Regions from separate parts of the Mus musculus genome. Here region 1 is linked to region 2. The links are chromatin loops, found by intact Hi-C in ENCODE. Cell type or tissue: heart. All regions are shown on one strand.

The links. Peaks named below come from ENCODE experiments on the same cell type or tissue, not always from the same donor. Only the 100,000 strongest peaks of a DNase experiment are listed, where the experiment ranks them.
Region 1: it touches region 2 in a loop (7-fold over the local background); 25 of 42 quality-filtered maps call a loop at or near these places.

Annotation. Positions count from the first base shown.
Region 1 is chr9:97,065,577-97,073,576 of GRCm38, reverse strand. No RefSeq gene overlaps it. Among named protein-coding and RNA genes, the nearest start is that of Gm19325, 14 kb to the right of the region's middle. In heart, a CTCF peak has its summit at 4,638 (motif pointing right); a DNase peak (open chromatin) is centred at 4,626.
Region 2 is chr9:96,957,911-96,965,910 of GRCm38, reverse strand. The region is part of intron 2 of Spsb4 (splA/ryanodine receptor domain and SOCS box containing 4); the gene reads left to right. Among named protein-coding and RNA genes, the nearest start is that of Gm16010, 52 kb to the left of the region's middle. In heart, CTCF peaks have their summits at 4,729 (motif pointing left) and 5,471 (motif pointing right); no DNase peak of the experiment used is centred here; H3K27ac peaks cover 3,672 bases.

The DNA.
Region 1 (8,000 bases), 110 kb before region 2:
CACTCCAGAAGAGGGAGTCAGATCTCGTGATCGGATGGTTGTGAGCCACCATGTGGTTGCTGGGATTTGAACTCCTGACCTTTGGAAGAGCAGTCGGGTGCTCTTACCCACTGAGCCATCTCACCAGCCCTGTTTGTTTGTTTTTAAAGCGTGTGCCACCACCACCGGCTTAAAAGAATATTTTGTGTCAGTCACATCTTAATGTATTTTTAACAATTTTTATATTTGAGAATTTATTTTATTTATGAGTCCACTGTAGCTGTCTTCAGACACAGCAGAAGAGGGCATCTGGTTCCATTTACAGATGGTTGTGAGCCGCCATGTGGTTGCTGGGAATTGAACTCAGGACCTCTGGAAGAGCAGTCAGTGCTCTTAACCCCTGAGCCATCTCTCCAGCCCTGTGTTCAACAGTTTTAAGAGTTTTTTTGGTAGTTTCTTTATATTCTTTTGTGTATAGAATCATACCATCTACAAATAGAGGTGTTTGGACTTCTTTCCTGGTTTTCTTTTATTTGTCTGCTTAGGTTGTGGCTTTAGTTTAAGACTTCTAGTATGATTGAATAAGAGTATAGAAAATGGACACCTTTGGATTATATTAACAAAATACAGGTTTGTCGTGTAACTTTTTCGATACTGAGGTTCCTTTTATTCTGAGTGCACTTGAGACTTTAACGTGAAAGGCATAAATAACATTTATTGATATGTATATTAAACAGTCTCTATCTCTGGACTAAAACTAGCTTCATGGTTGTGAATGATCTTTTTAAATGTATTTTTGAATTCTGTTTGCAAGTAGCTTGTTGATAATATTTGTGTCTATGTTCATCAGGGAAATTGATGTAGAGTTTTGTTTCATCTTGGTTCGGTATCAGGCGAATAGGAGCATCGTAAGGGAGTTTGGTAATGTCTCTTCCTTTTCTAGCCTAGGAACACTGGAGGAACACTGGAAAGTCTGATAACCTGGGCTTTTTTGTTTTTAGATTTTGAATTACTAATGTAATCATAATTGCTCATCTTCATGTTATTTTTGTAGGCCATATGCATCTATAAATTCACCCATTTCTTTCAGCTTTTCCAACTTAGTGGGGTGTTACTTTTTAAGGTAAGACCTAATGATGTTATACACTTCATCAGTGTCTGTTGTGATGGCCCCCCTTTCTTCTAATTTATTTTGCTTTGTTGAGACAGAATTTCTCTGTGTGTACCGTACCTGTCCTGGAACTCACTTTGTAGATTAGGCTGGCCTTAAACTCACAGAGGATCACCTACCTACCTCTGCTTCCAGAGTGGGCCACTACCAACGGTCTTCTTCCTTCCTTCCTTCCTTCCTTCCTTCCTTCCTTCCTTCCTTCCTTCCTTCCTTCCTTCCTTTCTTTCTTTCTTTCTTTCTTTCTTTCTTTCTTTCTTTCTTTCTTTCTTAATAATTAATTCCTATTTCTTCTTTTAGTCTAGCTGAGGGTTTAACAACTACATCTAGCTGTTTAACCAAATTTTTGTTTCATTGACTCCTAGTATTTTGTTATTGTTTCTATTTCATTGATTTCTTCCCTGATGGCACTATTTTTTTCCCATGGAGGGATTGGGATTTGATTTGTTTTTGTTTTTCCAAGGCCCTAAGTTGTATCATTAAGTAAATTCATTTGCTGTCTTTAACTTCTTACTGGAGGCACCAATAGCTGTAAACTGCCCACTTAAGACCACCTTCATAATTTTTCCATGGATTTTGGAATGTTGTATTTTCATTTTTCTCTAGGACTTTTTAAAAAAAATTCCTTCCTGGTCTCAGTTATTCGTTCATCGTCCAGCATGGTGGGTGCAGTAGCCATGAGTTTGTACATGCCCTATAGTTTCTCTCTCTTTAAAAAATGATTACATTATTTGGGCATGCACAGCAACCAAGGAGAAGAGGAGAGAATAAATAACAGTAGTGGGACGATAGTCCCATTCCTGTCTGCACTCACTTGTTTGCTTTTGTGAGTTAATGTGAGTTTTCCAGAATGGCACCCATGTAAACTTCTGCAGTACAGGTGGTTAATGCTGATTTGCAGGCTTGTAGAGCTTTGTCCCAAACTCCCCTTGTGACCAGGTGTGTGTTGTCCTGTGGGAGCATAAAACACAGTATAGGTCATGTAGATTGATGTGGGACCTTATCATGTAGATGTCAAGTTATCTCTATAGATAAACTCTTAGTAGAAGTAATGTCAGCCTGGAGAGATGGCTCAGCAGTTAGGAGCTCCTGACTGCTCTTATAAAGGGCCATGGCGGTGCACTGGGAGGCAGAGGATCTCTGTGAATTGGAGGCCAGGACTATACAGTGATACCTTGTCTCAAAAAACAAAACAACAACGAAAGACTAGTCTGTGACTCAATTGCAGGGATTCCAACACCCTGTTTTGGCCTTCATGGCAACAGACATACATGTAGTGTACATGTATGTAGTATACATGTGAGCAAACATGCATACACATCAGAACTTATTTAAAAAGAATAAAAACATCTTCCAGAAATCTAAAAGGTTGAATGTGTCAACACCATCCTCACACACACACACACACACACACACACACTCATCACTAAATACATACTTATTATAAGCAACATTCAACCAACTTGATGTAGTTGGCATTTCTAGATCACTCTAGACAATGAATATGGCGTATTCAAGGTAGACCATATGTTGGATGACAGGAAGTGAGAATAAATTTGTAAGAAACCTTAGAGAGGAATGTAGAAAGATACCTGGAATAGCCTCACCAATATGCTGAAGTTAAACAGCATACTTCTAAGTAACACATGAATCAAAGAAGAAATGAGATTTGTCCAGAAAACAATTTTGAAGTAAAACAATGTAAAAAGTTTCAAAGCTTCCAGAAAAGAATGTGCCCCAAAGGATAGAGAACAACTTTTACACTAAGGAGGAGAACATGTAATCAATGCTACTTGAAACTAGGAAATGATCAAATTAATCCCTAAATAGAAAAAAGAAAAGTGATAAAGCTGTCCACTAAGAAAATGAGAAACATCTGTAAAATCAACAAGAGTAAGAAAGACTCCAGTTAGTGTGACCAGAAGCATCGAAGCATCCAATAAGAAGTGCAGATGCGGGCTGGTGAGATGGCTCAGTGGGTAAGAGCACCAGACTGCTCTTCCAAAGGTCCGGAGTTCAAATCCCAGCAACCACATGGTGGCTCACAACCATCTGTAACAAGATCTGACGCCCTCTTCTGGAGTATCTAAAGACAGCTACAGTGTACTTACATATAATAAATAAATAAATCTTTAAAAAAAAAAAAAAAAAGAAGTGCAGATGCCTGAAGGGCCGAGAGCAAGAGCTGTAGCTGCTCAGAGGAAATTCAAAAGTCTCTGAAATGAGTCGGCACAGTGCATCTCCGATCATCACAGACTACTCAACAGCTGCTCCTTCCTTTGTGTTTCAGAGGCAGCTCCAGACTCCAGTGTGTGTGGCACTTCCTGTGAAGGAATTAGGAGGACAGCTGCTGGGATGAGTCCCAACCCCAGGTCTCAGAGCCACATTCTAGATTCCCCTTAGCTCTTTTTTTTTTTTTTTTTTTTTAAGGAGGAAATGATGGAGCAGACACGTGTGTGCGCATCTTCTTTTTTTTTTTTAAGATTTATTTATTTATTATATGTAAGTACACTGTAGCTGTCTTCAGACACTCCAGAAGAGTGGAGTCAGATCTTGTTACAGGTGGTTGTGAGCCACCATGTGGTTGCTGGGATTTGAACTCCGGACCTTCGGAAGAGCAGTCGGGTGCTCTTACCCACTGAGCCATCTCACCAGCCCTCCCCTTAGCTCTTAATGTGAGTTTCAGTGACACTGCACTGAGTGAAACCCAAACCTCCCAAAAAACCAAAAAAATCTGAAAGGACTGGTATCTGGTTACTGTACCCCTTTTAGAAAACGAGTCTGCTGTCTAGTTGCCATAGAAAGTGGGCCAGAACCACAAGTGGATCTTTGACATACCATCATATTCCAACCTGTTATTTTAAGAACCAAGTTCCAATCTTTCACTGAATTATGACAGTCAGTTCCATTGACTAAACCGATGGCTCTTCCTGCTTCTAGATATACAGAGCCATTGTGGCAAATCTTATAATTCAAATAGACACTTACCTTTGCAGAAATACTTCGGTCTTTGGAAATCTGGGCCTCTAATTTTGCAGGGCCCAAAAGGACCCTGAGTGACTCTGCCCCTTGCAGAAGAACCACATAATCTTTCATCTTCAGTGTGTATATGCTACTTTTGAGTGTTACTTGTGTGCTAAGTCTTCACATGTACCTTCGTTAAACCATTGCAAAGACCTTTAATGCCAGAAGCTTAGGTGTGGTACATGATACAAGAGGCCTGTGGTCATAGTTCCAATTTCCCACACTCTTCCCTTTGAAGTGGCCCATTTGACAAGCAGACCACATTCCTAGTTCACAAATGGTGGTCCTCGTGAGGCAGGCAGGAAGAATCAAACACACATGAAATTCAAGTCAAGTTCCTTTAGAACACATTCCTGAACCTTCTCAAATGTAAGTTGATCGCCAGCTTCTCTGTGGTTTCCTGGCCTCAAGGAACCTACCATGCTTAGCATTTAGATTTCGGCCTCCATTAAAGGAAGACGGCCACTAGGTGGCAGCAATAGCTAGATAAGACCTGTCCGATCATGCTGATGGACCCAGGGATGTCTCCATCTCTGTGAAGTAGATTTCTTTGGTCTGGTACCTATTTTGAGCACTAGGGTAGGAATTGAAGTTTTCCAGAGGCATCACATGTAGATGAGCCTATCTAGGTCCTGTACCTTCCCAACAGCTCTGGCCTGGACATACCAGACATATCTTGGTTAGGTGTTTAGTCTTTGAAGCTGATTCTTTGTATGCTGCTACTCACTGGATTTCATTCTTGCTTTTCAGCTGCTAATCACTGAGCCTTGGCTAGAGCAGTTGGAGAGCTTGGTAGTAGCTGTCCAAGTCCATGCATATGCGCTTTTCAAACGCATGATGCATACTCAGTGTGTTTGTCTCCTTGGTTTTGACAATGGATAAAGACCAGTGTGCCTCTCTCCACTCTGCCCACGTCTTGTTCTCTCTACTTCATCTTGTCTGGAATGAGACCATCATGCTTGAAGCTACCCAGCCAGTAGTGACAAGGCAGTCAGAAGCACATGCTATGGGACTGAATGGAAAGAAAGGAATGTGGATGCCAGGAGCATAGGGGAGCTACCACAACCCTCTGGACAACCCACCGCTCATGCACAAGAAAAGTAAAACCTGCTTCAATCACTAGATTTTGGATTCCTGTTACAAAGGAAAAAAATGAGCAAGATGCAGTTCATCTTAATTATATAATCGTGGAAATGTTAATAAAATTGTAAATTACAAGGATCACCAAAACTCTCAATACCTGTCTGCACATACAAGTATCCCTGGAGGTTTTAGCCATCTGTTCTCCAGATTTACACATTTTCCCAGAGGGTAGCAAACAGGCCGTCCTCTGCACACTCTTCTTTCTGGTTAGTTTCACTTGATATGAAAGTGAGAAAAGCTGCAGGTCGATTGCATTCATGGACTCGTAGCAAACAGGCTACTCCTGGCGTTTTAAAGGTCTTCGGGTTTCTTTTGAGACAGGATCTCTAACTCAGTCTGGCCAGGAACTATTTATGTAGACCAGGCTGGACTCAGACTCAAAGCCATCTGCTTCTGTCTCCTGAATGCTAGGATTACAAATCTGATCTACCATGCCTCAAACTCATGACATTCAAAAAAGTATCTGTTATACACGTGTGCCCATGTATCCAGCTACTTGCAGAAGTCAGAGGAGAGAGTCCGATCCCCTGGACCTGGAGTTAGAGGAAGTTGTGTACTGTTTGACATGGGTGCTGGGAACCAAAATTTGGACCTCAGCAAGAGCCGCAGCACACTTTAAGCACTAAGCCATCTCACCAGCTTTATTCATGGTATTTTGTAGAAAAGAAAAAGAAAAAAGATAGTAAGTCATAACAAAATTGGGTTAATCCCAAGAATTCCAGGATCACTGTTAAATAAGTTATTAGTGTAAATTTACTATACCAGAGGTTTAATGAAGAAAAAACATGATCCTCATGGAAAAGCATTCAGCAAAACTTTGCAAATTAGAGAAGGGGAAATTTTCCTTGGTTTTAAAATAGTACCCCAGCACTAGGGAGATGGCTTCACTGGCTAGCCAGCCTAGCCTAATCACTAAGTCTTAGGTCTCCATCATGAGACCCTGCCTCAAAAGGGTGGAAGTCTCTTGAGTAACTCCTGAGGTTGACCTCTGACCTCCACATGCACTCAGGCGTTATGAGTGTACATACACTCACACACACATAAAAGTCCAAAATACACGGTAGAACAAAAGGCCTAAACAGCCTTGATGCTTGTCCAGAGGTGAGGAGAGGGTCACATTGTAGTTACAAAGTTTGGGATAATTTAAGACCATAGGGCTTGAGTATGGGGATATAGAAAAAACAATGGAGATTAAGGCAGAGCCAAGAACAGACTCACATGCTTAAAGCAGAATCTTGACTGGAAGATGGGTGTGGTGGTGAATGCCTGCAGTCCCAGCGCTTGGAAGGCCTGGGCAGGAGATTCAGAGATTGAAGCCAGCCTGGACTACATAACAAAACACTTGACAAAGAAAAGGAGAAGAAAACAAAAGAAACTTCATTGGGTCAGAAATAGCATAAAACTGGCTGGACCATCCAACAAAATGGTACTGGCTCTGTGGTTATCCACATGAAAAGCTAGCAATCTGGATAGTCGTCGCCAATTGATACACACCTCATGTCCTAGACTATCCCTGTAGGTGGGTTAGACTTAAATGTGACAGGCTAACCTTTTACAACTGTAAGAAATCATAGGAGAAATGTCCCTGTAAACTGGTGGAGGAAAAGGCTTTTCTGTGCTCAATATTAAAGTGCACGCCAGACAGGAAATGACTGGTAGATTAGTCTACATTAAATTTTAGAATGTCTTTTCCTCAAAATACTTCCCCAAAAGGAAAATCTAATCCAAAGCCTGGAAATATTTGCAATGTATACAACTGTCAAGGGATAGAATCGGAATACATAAAAACTTCTATGAATCAGTCCATTAAAGGCAACCCAATAAAAAAATCTGGACAAAGGTCAAAAGTGGGCATTTTACAGGAGAATAAAACCTAATATACCATAATAAATGTGTGTTGGGGGGGTCATCTTAGCAATTAGGAAACAACAAGTTAAATTGCAATGAAATGTGATTTTAAATCTTTCAAAAATGCAGAATCTAATAGGACGATATCAAATGGATGAGGGACAAAGAAATTCTTAGGTGCTGCAGTTGCCTAAAATGAGACTATCAACACAGGGAAAAATATGCATTCTACAGTTGATGCTAATAGCATATAAGCTGGCCGGTTCGCTCCTAGACACAGACCCTAGAGAAAACATAGCTCAGATGTTCCAGGAGTCACACAAGAATGTTCATAGCAGCCTGGTTGCCATAGCAAAACACTGAAAACACTCTCTCTGTCCAAGAACAGGAGAATGCAGAAATTCACATGAGGGAAAATGAATGAACTCCAAGAGCAGCCTGACTTGGTCCAGGAGCCTGGTTTTGAATAAGAAAAGTAGATCATAACGGTAAACAGAAAGTAAGCCAAGGCTGAAAGATCAAAACCTGAGGAACACAACCATGTATCTAGGCAAGCAGGTGCCCGTCAATATGATAAATGAAAGCCAAGAGAACGGTAAACAAGTCCTGATGATAGTCATCTGGGGCAGGAGAAAATATTTTTCTATTCTGTCACTGTATAACAAATTACTCCCAGACTTCACTCAGATATTAAATAATAGGATAGTCACTCACCACTTAGTTTCCAGGGACTAGAACCCTGGGTCCTCCAGGACTCTCCGAAGTGGCATTGGATCTGCCAGGAGGGGAGAGAGGCAATTGAGGAAGGATCAGCTTCCACACTTTCCCGTTATTACTG
Region 2 (8,000 bases):
AATTCTGGAACCCCAGACAAATTTCTCAGCCATCCCAGACCCCTGTCTCAGTTCTAAAGTGGAAATAACAACCCACACTTACTATAGTTATCTGAGGTGCAAATAGCATAACAGGTAGACTACCAGCACAGGGCTAGCGACCTCAGGAGGTGATCCCTGCTAAGGACTCTTGGAGTAACTCACTTGCTATTTCTCCTAAGTGATGGACACATCAGCTCTTCCCACCATCTGAATATTTTCTACCTTTCTAAAAAAGCTAGACAGCTAGCCTCTTGCTAAACACAAACTATGTCAATAGTGCATTGTGGGCCTTAAATCAGTCCTCATGGCCCTCCACTATTCATTCCCACTACCTGCTGTGGCTCACTGGAGACACTTCAGGGTCTCCCTCATGCTTAGAAGGACGCTTGCCATTTCACCCCTGAGTCCTGGGATCCACAGATAATCCTCCAGACATGTCAGCCAGGCAGCGGAGCACCTGGGGCTCTCGTGTGGCTTATCTGCCATTCCAGCTCCTCCTGCTCCCACGTGACTCATTCATTCCTTCATCAAACGGCAAGCAGTGGGCAAGGAATGTGTAATAGTTTGAATGAGATGTTGTCTCCCACCCCCAACACCCCAAGTCTCAGGCACTTGGTCTTCAGTTAGTGGCTATGTTTGGGAAGGCTTAGGAGGCATGGCCTTGTTGGAGGAAGTATGCCACTGGAGGTGGGCTTTGCCCAGTGTCTCTGCTTCCTGCTTGCAGTTCAAGCTGTGAGCTCTGGTGGTTAAGGGCACTGGCTGCTCTTCCAGAGGTCCTGATCCAATTCCCAGCACCCACATGGTGGTTCATGACCACCTATCTATAAAGAGATCTGATGCCCTCTTCTGGCATGCTGGTATATATGCAGCAGAGCTCTCATATACATTAAATAAATTAAATTTTTAAAAAATCTGTGAGCTCTAAGCTTACTGTTCTAGTTGCCATTGTTTCCTGCCATGCTTTTCCACCATAGTGGTGATGGGCTCCTGTCCTATCCCTCAGGGACTGTAAGCCCCAAATAAACCCTCCCTTCCTTAAGTTGTCTTGGTCATGGTCTTTTATCACAGAAATAGGAAAGTGGCTAATGCAAAAGGTGTGTCTGGGTAGAAAGACCAAGGGATCAGGGTTCAGACAGGGCTTGAGAACAGGTAGCAGGTTGGAGTGGCCCAGACAAGTGAAAGGCACAGTCACTGCCTGCCAAAGTGCACTTCACTGAGTGTATGCTTCATGCTGGCTCCTGTGATGATGCACGCGACAGAGAGAGGGGATGCCAGCCAAGGAAGACACCTAGCAGGGAGGACAAATAGCCCAAGCAATTGCAGAAAATATCATGTAGTTACTTCTATGGTGATAGCATATAGGAGAAATTGTGGTCCAGAAGAGGAGTATAACAGGAGCCTGGTCTGTCCTGGGGATCATGGAAGGCTAACAGAGGGACCTTGTGAGATACAGAGGCAGATTTACCTAGTAAGAGTCTGTTAAATGGGATGGGGAGAGACAAATTATTCACATTAGAAAGATGAGCTTGGGCAAAGGCCCTGAGGTAAGATTACAGGGCTGAGGCGGTGGCGGTGGGTGGCATGCAGGGAGAATGGTGGGAAGCAAGGCCGTGGAGACAAGCATTGCTCCCTGAATGCCAAAGCCAGCGTACAAGAAGTAAAACCTTCAACTTGGAAGAGTTTTCAATGAGGATACTTCAGGGGAAGAGTGGAATTGTATTCATTATTACTGCCCAGGACCAGGCACGGCACCTCCGAATGCCTTGCGGTCAGAATGGCTGCACAAGGACAGCGTCACCAAGGAGAGTTTAGACAGCCACAGCTCATCCTTGTCCCTGCTGGCTGGACTCCAGGGTTCCCCTAATCCTCCTGCCCAAAGCCCCTGTATCCCGTCAGCCTGTGCTCAATGCTAGCTCCTCAACTGGAACTGTGACATGGAAGGAGGATTCCATCTCAGCCTATATCAGATCAAAACAAAACAAAACAAAACAACAAGCCAGAAATATCCCCAAGTGGCTGTGCCTGTCCTATGCGTTACTTAAATCTCTTTGACATCTCTGTCTTTCCAAGATCAGGGATTACAACCACTCTTTGCTACAAGGCTATAGAGTCCCCGAAGGTGTCAAACAGCATCCCTCTAAAGACAGCAGTTGGCAGATGGTGCCAGGTCATGCATGCTTTGAGCCCATCCGGTCTTAGTCCAGTCTGCCCTTCCAAAATGCAATTAATCCTAAGCAGGATGCCACAGTGGAGGGCTGGAGAGAAGCCACACCCCCGGAGCAAGTCACTCAGGACAGATTCCTGAGATACTCAGGGCAGGCACGGGTGGCCACAGCGGGGCCCTAACTAAGCAAGTGTGGACACAGGAACAGATTTAGTTGCTCATGCCCGCTAGAGTGGCTGGGAAAGTTCCTCGGGGCCTTGGAAGGAGCTTGCAGTCTGTTTAAGTCTCCCCAGAAGCTCTCTGAAGTTCACAGACAAGCAGCTCAAGTAGACACTTGTGGTTAGCTGCCTCCCGCTACAGTCAGAGAAAAAGCATCAAGAACGTGAGACAGTGAAGCCAGAGGGGCCCCAGCCCACTGCTGCTCCGCAGTCTGACTACCTGCCTCCAGGAAGAGAGCAAGAACCTTTTGGAATAGTCATGGAAGGCCCTCTGAAGAAGCAGCCCCAACCTCAGAAGCCACACAGAGCAAGGCGCGGTACCAAAAGTGACCTTTTCCCCTTCTGATGCTGAGCCGTCCAAAATGGATTCCATTATTTAGAGGGGTTGTTTTCAAGACGAGGGCACGGGCATTTTAGCAAATCCCCACCCTAAGAGATCAAGCTAAAAACACACTGGTTGCTTAAGATGAGAGCTGATCAGGAAAATCCACGGATGTTGAAAGGGCTCTTTCTCCAGCAGCTTTCAGTCAGTGAGGTGTCGGTGAAATAAATAATCCTGGCATTAAGTAATAAGCCTCACCCATAAGGGAATGATTAGGGGCTGAGTGAGGGATACAGGCAGTGAGGGCTGTCAGCTTGTGGATAGGACCAGTCTCTATGGGTGCAGCGTTACAGGGGCGGCCCTTGTGCAGGCAAAAATGGTCCGGGGTAAAGATGTTCCAGGCACACCAGACAGGAGCAATGGTCGGAAGGCCAGACAGTCCTCACTTCTTGGGGGAGGGGGAGGAAGACAAGAGTCTGGCAGGAGGGAACTTGTAGGTGGATTCTATGAGGGGAGCCTGCTGGAGCCAGCCAGTGACCCGGACACTGCCACTCTGTGGACAGCTCCTGGGTGGTTCCCCCTGACTGGCCACAGAAGCCTCTTTGAGGCCTCCCAGGCCCAGCTCAAGGATCCCCTCGGCATGGCCCCTGGTGGCTATTGCTTTTGGCAGCCGAGGATCTGCAGGTCCGTTAGAGGTGACGGCGGCGTGGCACAGTTGAAATGCTGCCAGGTCCCGTGGTCTGCACACAGGTGGCCGGTGTCAAGCAGGCCATGCTGTCTGCGGACCTCACTGCCCAGACCTGGGCAGGCTTGTGAGGCATCCTTGGAGCCTACACAGGCTGCGTGGCTGGCCCAGCACAAGTGAGCCTTTGTAGCCCTGGTTTATGAAACCAGCCACATATTTCCCCGTCACTTTATGAGGTGCTAGCTCTGCCCATGCAAGCTGAGGAAAATAAAGCGTCACATGATTTGTACCGCTACAGTCTGAAGTGAACCAGTGCTCCCTTGCAGAAGTGCTGTGCTCTCGACCAAGGCCTTGTGGCTCTACTAGGGGGAGGGGCAGACTCAAGATTTCACCCCTGGCGGGACACTCCTGTCCAAGCCACTTGGTGGAGAACAGAGAAGAGACAGAGGCAGTGAGACTGGAGGGTGGTGTCAGGTAAAGAACTTGAGACTTTAGCATCGTGTTCTCAAGGCTGGCTTTCCCACAGGTGAGGGAGGCCCTTTTACCTTTTAAGAGATCCGCAAGGCACCTGGTGGGAATGCTCTTGCAAAGTTTACCACAAGGTAAAGAGCATTCCAGAAGGGCTCTGGCCTTAAAATACCTGGCAGGAAGGGCTTTGCCTTGCAATTGAAAAGGATTAGTTTCCTGAGGTGTGTCTATAGGTAGCCACCCATACACTGTGAACTGTGATTTCTGGCCTCCCCTTATCTCCTGCTCCTTTTGTCTTTACCTGTCACTGGTCGGGTACTTCCTAAGTTACATAGAGTATTTCACTAGGCACCCACTTGCATTAATCTGTCCTGTGTGCCTCAAGAAAGCCCTGTGCAGAGTGCGTGCACACACACACCCCCATCTCCCTACTCCACCCCCCACAGTGCAGAGATTTGCTTTGAGCTCAGAGATAAGTGACTTGCTCCAGACACACAGCTAGAATCTGGCAGAGCTTCGCCACTCAGGGTTAGAAAGATGGCCATAGGATGGGGACCGAGGATGCAGCCTGGTGGTAGAGCTCTTACCTAGCGCGTGCATCTCCCTGGGATGAATCCCTAGCACAGAAGTGGGAGAGGAGGGTTAGTGTAGAGGAGATGAGGGGACCATGTATAAAAACCCCAATTATAATTCAGCGGCTCGCTACTAAAGCGATACTCAAATTGATCATAGTTATAGATTCTAAGTACCCTTTGAGCTGAAACCGAAAAGCATTTGCATGGGAGCAAATCCAAAATGCCCACTTAGAATAACACACACCGCTCAAGGTAACTCCTCATTGCCACCTGGTGGCATTGCTTTTGCATTGCAGGGGCGTAAATACGAGCAAAGACAGCTACACCTCAGCCTGGAGCCAATGGGAGAGACCCCCACTTGAAAACTGGAGCCCAAAGTTCCCATTAGTGTTGTACCCTGGCCACAGCAGTGGAGGCAGGCTACCCCTTCAGCTTCCTGGGTGGCTCATCTTTAGCTATGCAGCCCTCTGTCGACTGACCTCGCTGGAGTCTTCCTCCAAACCCAGAGCTCCCTTGACTCTTCATTTCCTTCCTATGTCACAGTGAACAGGAAGAGAAATGTTCAGGCGACGGGCTTTGAGGCTCCGGTGGTGAAGGCCGTGGAGGGTTTTCACAAGTTCTTAACCCCTTTCTAAAAGTCACACTAACTCTTCCAACAGTGCCCTTGGCCTGGTCCTCTTCTGCTGTCCTCTGATCCCAGACCCCTTAGGTCACTTCGCATCCCATTCCCCTTGTGATGGTTAATCTAGATAGTCAACCTGGCCAAGATGATGGCAAGAACCTAGAATTCACAGAGCTAACCTCTGAGAGGGCCTTTCCAAACAGGACTGGTAGAGCAAGTGGGAAGGGAGGCCCAGGTAGGTGTGTCACTATTCACTAGCCCAGAGGCTAGGCTGGAACCGAAGGGGAAGAGAAAGCTAATAGTCAGGCGACAGTCCCACTCTTCCAGAGCCAATGTGTCTGTTGCCCCCTGGACCCAGTCTTCCAACACAGACACAAAGGCAATGACTATGTCTGCCTCTAGAGGGCAGAGCAGGGATGCTACCGTACTTCATCAGACTCACCTGTGATTCTGTAGTTCAAGGTCAGGGTCCAGAGCAACCTGGCACAGAGGGGGATATTTTTTTTTCTCTTATAAGGAACAGAACCCATAACCCGCAGAGCCACAGTTAAGAAAGGAAAAGGATGTGTTTTCTGGAAGACTAGTGCTAGGCTAAACCTTGTTCCGGCCTCTCTGCCTGACGTCTGTTTTTCTCTCTACTATAGCTCCGAACAGTTCTGGCCTCCCCTCCCTTCTGGTTCATTGAGGCAGCTTACTGAACTTCAAGCTACCATGCTCTCAAAACTACAATAAAATGCAATAAAATGACCCACGGAGAGGCTGCAGAGATGGCTCAGCGGTTAGGAGCACTGACTGCTCTTCCAGAGGTCCTGAGTTCAATTCCCAGCAACCACATGGTGGCTCGTGACCACCTATCTATCTATAAAGGGATCTGATGCCCTCTTCTGGTGTGTCTAAAGACAGCGATGTACTCACACAAAATAAATAAATAAATAAATAAATAAATCTTTAAAGAAAGAAAGACCCATGCAAATATAGTGTTCCATATTGACCTTAGATTGTCTGCCCCAGGAACCCATTCAGCACGATTGGAATCAGATCCCCAAACAACTCTGGGCCCTAAGGAACCTCAAGTTTGCATCAGCATTGCCCAGTGTAAGTCCTATAGGGCACACTGATTAGGTCCCTTCGGTCACATGGCCACCCTGAACCAATCCCCGTGGCCGCTGCATTGGAATGTGCTGGTTTGCTCAACTTCTTTCAGGGCTGAGAGGAAGTCCAACCCAAGTCACCCTTGAAGGCGCCTGCAGGAGTGAGACTGTGAGGAAGCAGTGGGCAAAAATCATAGAAAGCCATCAGTAACCGACATAAGGGTTAGCAGGATAGACGTTTATAAATGGTTTACATTGTATTTATTTACATTATAAAACCACAGTGAAAATCTAGGCTGGCCTTGGCAGTGCCATTTCATTCATCCAAAGGGTGGCTTTAGAGGTAGAGGAGATTGTCTGTGTTCTGTAGCCTGCCTCCTGCTCTCCTGGCTGTCAGTTTGAACAGTCTAGTTGAAGACACATCCCCCAGGTGTCCTTACTTAGAGACCTAGGAGGGAGGGATTTCCTCAGGCTTGTGAGTACCCCCCCAGAAGTGCCTGACATCTGCACCCCATCCTAGAGGCTCATGATCTTCTTCCATTCCCTCTTTTGGTCTCCTGATGGGAAGTGAAGATTTGTGTTTGTTCATAGTGGCCTCTCACTGTTCTACCCCACTAAGATTAGTGTTAAGCCTTCAGATAGAGTGGGATCTACTGGTTCAAGCCGGTAACCCTAGCAACTCAGGAGGCTGAGGCAAGAGGATCACGTGGATCAGGCCCACCAGAGACTCAGAGAGAGTGCCAGCCTAGCCTGCATAACTTAGTGAGACCACATCTCAAAACCAAAGCTAAGAAAGACGTCTAGGGGTGTAGCTCAGTGACAGAGCCCTTGCCGAGCACAGGAGGAGCCCTGAGTCTGATTTCCACTACCGGAAAAAGAAAAATCCCTACACAAGGTCGAGGTGATTAGGTTCTTAGAGACTCATGGTCCTGAGCCTTGTCCTAAAGATGAGGTCTAAAAATGATCTGGGTCTTAGTTGAGTCACATAATGGATTAAATTATAGAAACCAGGGACCTAGGCTTGGTAGTTCTTTCCCATGGATGGATGGCTACCACAGGCACCCAGCAGAGAGGCAGCTTAAGTGAAGACCCCCACCACCTTCCCATGGGCATTCTTCAGAATGAATTAGCACGGGGTCACAGACTCATGAAAAGCCCATAAGCTCGAATCTACTGGGTTTAATTCCTGCCAAAGGGGCTTGCTCTTCCCCGTGCCTGGCTCCAGATGTTAATAATCTACTAGCCTGGCATGCTGATGAGGCCAGAGGTGGGATGAGAGCAGGAGCCCTAGGGTCTGGGTGGATGATCAACAAGAAAAGCAACTGAACAATGAGTGCACTATCCCTGCAGAGGATTGTAGAGGTTGTAGGATTGCAGCTTTCTGTTCAAAGGCCACCAGGACTCATTCAGAGGTCCTGCCTCAAAGAGCCCCCAGCTCACTGGGGCAGCTACCGAGTTAGGATTGGTCAGATGAGCATTAATAAAGGGTAGGCAGTGCAGTGAAGAGAGAATGACCATCTGGGCCCCCGAGAGAGAACTGTGGAGGGACACACGGCAGGAATACTGGAGGGGACATTGAAGAGACTGCTTGGTGGAGAAAGCCATGAAAGGCTTGTCAGAGGAGGGGTCAGGTCAGGATGTGTGAAGGCACAAAGGCTTACAAAGGCATAGAGGCTTTAAAGAGACACTGCAGAGTGCCAGAGATCTGAGCAAGGGCTCTTAGTGGGAGGGAGAGTGCAGCAAGACCCCGAGAGAGTTCAGGGCAGCGGAACTCCTAATGTAACTGGCGCGCTTTACCCGTCAAAACCTGGGAATCTTGACTTGGGTGTGGTTT